Linked DNA regions of Mus musculus: region 2 is linked to region 1. The links are chromatin loops, found by intact Hi-C in ENCODE. Cell type or tissue: left cerebral cortex. All regions are shown on one strand. Region 1 overlaps Asic2 (acid-sensing (proton-gated) ion channel 2). Region 2 has its middle 62 kb from the start of 1700071K01Rik.

Region 1 (2,500 bases):
TCATCGGTCCTATGAGGGACACGAGGCTGGGCCCGGGACCGTTCGTGTCAGATGTGGCCAGGTGAGGTTTGGCAGAAGTTCGCAATGTGTGCATATGGGGGGGCTCTTGCTTCTTTCTGTCCTCAGGGGCTATGCCACCTGAGCTTGCTGTCCCCTGTCCTGGGTCTTGGGCCTTTAAGGTCTGTTTGGAGGTGCTGGGCTGCCTGAGAGGTGTCAGCAGGCAATCTCCTCCAGGGTGCCCAAAGCTGTCTGCAGGGGCACGTTCACAGTGTGGCTGATGGTTTCGGAGTGGTTTGGCATTGTGTCGCAGGTGCTCTGCAGGGAAAAGAAAGGGGCACTTGTCATCTATCTATCTATCTATCTATCTATCTATCTATCTATCTATCTATCTATCTATCTATCTATCTATCTATCGCGAGTCCTGTCTACCGCAAAGTCCTGCACGGTGGGAGCTTCTAAAACACTCCAGTGGGTACAAGGTAACACTTGCGGCTGACTTGGTTGACTTGCGATGGCTTAGGGGGGAAGGGCTAGATGTCTGGACTTGGAATGTGCGCTTGATTTTTCTAGAGCAGGGCTTCTCAACCTTCCTAATGCTGCGGCCCTTTAATACAGCTCCTCTTGTGGTGACCCCCCCAACCATAAAATTATTTTGTTGCTCCTTGATAAACTATAATTTTGCTACTGTAATGAATCGTAATGTAAATATCCGATACACAGGATATCTGGTATTGCCTCCGCAAGCTAGTCCACTGCGAGCTAGTCTTACCATGTTCTCATCATGGCTCCCTTCCTCTTCTTCTTTGCCAAGCAGGTCTAATAGCTTCTCTTTGATCAGCTGTAAGAAAGACAGGACATGGCAGTCAGGCTGGGGGGGGGGGGGAGAGATGATGCAAAGGCCAAAGATCCTTCCTTGGAGTGAGTCAGGGAGTCACATAGGCAGTGACGGTGTGGGCTGCGGTTCTACATACAATGGTGAGAACTCTGCCTGGTGGACAGCTCTAGGGGCCTCATTTTCTCGAGCTTGCCTTTTGGACTCCATGGGATTTTGTTGCTGCAAACAGATCTTGGAGGAGGATGGGGAGGGCTCTGCCTTGCTGTGTGGACTGCTTTCCCCAGTATATAAGCTAAAGGCGCTGCTCGGATCTCCATGGATCCTCGGATCTCTTCTTCACTGTGTAGCTCAAGTTGGCTTCAAGTTCACCATCCCCCTGCCCCAGTCTCCCCACTGCTGAGTAGTATATACCACCACACCCAGCTTTGCTATTCACTTCCAAGGGCAGATAACTCCACAGGATGAGTGCACGACCAAGGTTATGACACTTTATTCATAGCAATTAAGGGTAGTTCTTAAACTTGTTATCTAATGTGGCTCAATTTGCCATTTACTTTGTACTGCTTCTCACAGGAATTAATGCATAAAGCAGAATAAGAAGCTGGCTTTATTTGGGCTGCAGTCGCAGTGCTGAGGAACAAGGAGCTCTACCGAAATCACTGCTAGGGGTATTTGTTTCTTTCCTTGGGAAGCACAACGAAGAGGCGGAGAGAGTCCCAAGTGACAGTGCCGTGTGGGAGTGTTGTAGAACCTTTAGAACCACCACCAGTTTCAGGGAGGCACACCCAGCCCATCTGTGGTATTGCCCATCTGTGGCTAAGGACGTGGAGGTCTCCAAGTAATCACTGGGGCAGGGCAGAGCTGGCAAGGACCTATTCACAGGTAGGTTAGTCTACTAACTCAGCCGTTCTCTGGACAGCTGGCCCAGCCTGGCTTTCTGCCCAGATTCCTCTGGGCACAGTGGTCCTGGGCAGGCTTACTCTTGCCTGGGTTAGGAAGTTGGAAGAACTGACATGCTCCTGGGCCTCTTGTTTGAGAATCTTTGAGAAACATGGCCCCAGGCACCTCTAATGGTTATAGCCCCTCAGTCTGTGAGTGGCAGAAGTGACTGGTAGGCATTGTAGTTTCCTATCTGGGGACTGATGGGTTTTCCTGGGGGATGCCTCCTCTTGTGGGCTGGCTAGGCTCTGGAAGACAGTTCGTAGAAGACAGGCATCTCAGAGGGCAGACTTGTGAGTGGTGTGTACTCCTGAGTGTGCTGTGTGTGGTATGCAAATCTGTGAATATGGTCTGAATGTGTGTGTGTGTGTGTGTGTGTGTGAGTGCACACATGTGTGAGTGTTGTAGGAATGCATGTGATACATGTATGCTTGAGTATGATATGTGTGTGATGCATGTGCATATAATATGTTGGGTATGATATGTTGTATATAGATGTGGACTCACCAAGGATATGAAACCCTGCCCTGGTCCCTCTGTGGAAGGGACTCAGGGCTGTTGTCTGCACAGCCTGACCTCTTCTCATCACTCCACTCCCTCTCTGTGATGTAGGACAAGTCCAAAGAGAGGAGGAGGAGGGTGACCATTTCTTTCATATCCACTTCTCCTTAAGATTCCTGCCCCATGCTTAGGAGAAGTGTCTTTGTGTGGATGGAATGAAGCTAT
Region 2 (2,500 bases), 630 kb after region 1:
GTGAGGTGCTCCGACTAGACGCTTCAGGCTCTTCCCACTTTAACCTTCTCACATTGATGACTGGAACCTAGAACCACAGACCAAATAAGCACCCTGCTTTTGTCGAGGTATATATATTAATATATATGTGTGTGTGTGTGTGTGTGTGTGTGTGTGTGTATTAAATCACAGCAACAGGAAACAAAACTAAGACAGTCACTTGTCTGTGTCCTGGACCTGTAGTTATGCAGCACACTGTGACACCTTGGGGATCCAGGGGGATGTGACAGGTTCACTCACCTCAGAAGTCTGGGGTACAGAGGAAGACAGTTTAGACTCTCCTTTGCCACTTTTCCTCTGTCTAGAGTCTCAGACGACTGGATGGTGCTACTCTCATTCAGGGAGGGTGTTCCTCCCTAAGGTAATATTTTCTGGAAACATCCTCAGAGTTATAACGAGAGACACACTGTCTGAGACTCTTTGGTACTTCACACCCCAACCAAGACAGCAAGACCCATCAATACAATCAGCACTAAAAGTATCATCAGGTGAAATAAAAAAAAAAAACAAAATATTATTATTTATGGTTGCTAAAACCCGAAGTGTTTATAGTCCAAATATGCACTGAGTCTGTATGTTTTCAATGACATATTTTTATAAAAATGAAGCAAACATCTTACTAAATGGGGATATGTAGCCATGTTCACAGATTGATGGATTAAGCATATCAGTTTTTCACTCTAATTGATTTCTTTGAGATTACTGCAATTCCTAGTAAAACCCAAGAAAGATTTTTATAGATAAGGATAAATTATTCTAAAATAGGCACAGCAACTAGTGCAGTTTAAACAGCTTCAAGATAGTGAATTAAGCGGTAGGAATCAGTCTGCGTGACTAGTTGGTGGACAGCAGGGTCGTAGGTGTAGCTACTGAAAAAGAGAGCAGGGATCCGGGAGATGGTGGTGTGTGTGCCTCCTGTGGGGATGCAATGTCTCCCCCTGCAGTGCTGTGATGTGTGCTTCCTGCAGGGATGTCTTGGTCACAGTACAACCTTGAAAGACATTACTAAGAGGGAATGAGACATACAGGATCTGTCTTTTTTTTTTTTAACAGCTGTATATAAATCTGAAAGTGTCTCAAAAATTTAAAAACCCTCTAGATCTAATAAAAATTTTATAGAACTTCGAGCATGTGTATGCACACACACACACACACACACACACACATACACAGAGTGGGTGACATTTGAGTAAAGTCTATAATCAAGTTAATTGTATTGGTTAAGTTAAGTGCATTGTGCTGATGTCAATTTCCTGCTCTTGATAATATAACACATTGTGTAAAATGATTCGAGAAGCTGAGTGATAAGTATATGGGACTACTCTGTTAATTTTTGCAACTTCTTGTGAGTCTATAATTATTTCAAAAAAATTTTAAAGTTTTTTTTTTTTTTTTGTACTGAGAACAGAAAGGAAAGCATTTATTATCAGGCAGAGTGTGAAATTCCCACCCCAAGAGTTCCCTAAAAGCAGGTCTTGTAACTTTTCAGCAGATGTATTCTCCATATAGACCTCTGGGGTGGGTAGAGTGGTATTGTAACCTCAGGGGTCTTCCAGCTCAGCTCGCATGGAAATTGTGGGTGGGAGGCATCTGTCTTTCCTTCCTCTAGAGCCCAAACTGGTATAAGATGGAACTAGGACTCCAGGAGCCACAGGCTACTGCAGAGGGGAAGATGAAAGTATAAACCATATGCTTCAGTTATAGTCACGTCCATATTTGGGGTCTGGTTCTGCTCCTTCTTGCAAAGGGCTGCTTCGTGTCAGGAATTAGAAAAATAAAAGGGGCATGGCAAAAGAGTGGGTCCGAAGATACAGCCTCCGTTCTCCTGCACAGACCGTTCTGGGAACGGTGGTATTGTGAGGCAGATGGGGACACATCATTCTGGCAGGGCGTGGCAGAATTCCCAGAACAGTGTGCACGCACACGTGTGCATATGTGTTGTGCATGCGCAGGACTCATTAACTCATCCCATAATAGAAGGGCCTCATCTGCTTGTCCATCTGGGAAATGAGGAAGCTGCCAACCAACGTTCCTGTTACCCTAGGTCCAACTGGCTTCCAGCAGGAACTGGAATATGGGGTAGTGGGTCTATCTAGTATTTAGGTCTTAAAACAACAGGATCAGAAAGTAAAAAATGTGGAGGAAGGCAGAGGATGCTCTCAGGGTCTGATGTGAGGCAAGAAAGAAGAAAGGGATGTGTGGTCCTGCTGGAGTCTTTCTGGGAGTGCTGGCTGGGCAATGTAAGCAGAGTCTAGTACTCTGGGGTCCACTTTAAACTCCTGTACAGTTTCATTAGCCATAGTGAACACACTGAGGAGCAGTCATGTCATGGTGGGGTGTCAAGCTCCTAGTAGCCCCTTGGGTAGCTCCTCTCCTTTCCTCTAGCTTACAGTGGAGTGAGCAGGTTCAGAAAGGCTCCTGTCTGGTATGAAATTGGGCATATGAGGTAGAGTAGATCCCA

Evidence for each region. A loop is a pair of places that touch in the nucleus more often than their neighbours do. Peaks named below come from ENCODE experiments on the same cell type or tissue, not always from the same donor. Only the 100,000 strongest peaks of a DNase experiment are listed, where the experiment ranks them.
Region 2: a loop joins it to region 1, with 7 times the contacts of the local background. A loop is called at or near these places in 2 of 42 quality-filtered maps.

The regions. Positions count from the first base shown.
Region 1 is chr11:80,880,844-80,883,343 of GRCm38, forward strand. Asic2 (acid-sensing (proton-gated) ion channel 2) reads right to left here. Exons shown (of 10, transcript NM_007384.3): 9 at 770-838; 10 at 1-315. The coding sequence ends at 214. Among named protein-coding and RNA genes, the nearest start is that of Gm51909, 16 kb to the right of the region's middle. In left cerebral cortex, no CTCF peak of the experiment used is centred here; a DNase peak (open chromatin) is centred at 1,559.
Region 2 is chr11:81,510,654-81,513,153 of GRCm38, forward strand. It overlaps a transcript of Asic2 not described here. Among named protein-coding and RNA genes, the nearest start is that of 1700071K01Rik, 62 kb to the right of the region's middle. In left cerebral cortex, a CTCF peak has its summit at 980; DNase peaks (open chromatin) are centred at 933 and 1,980.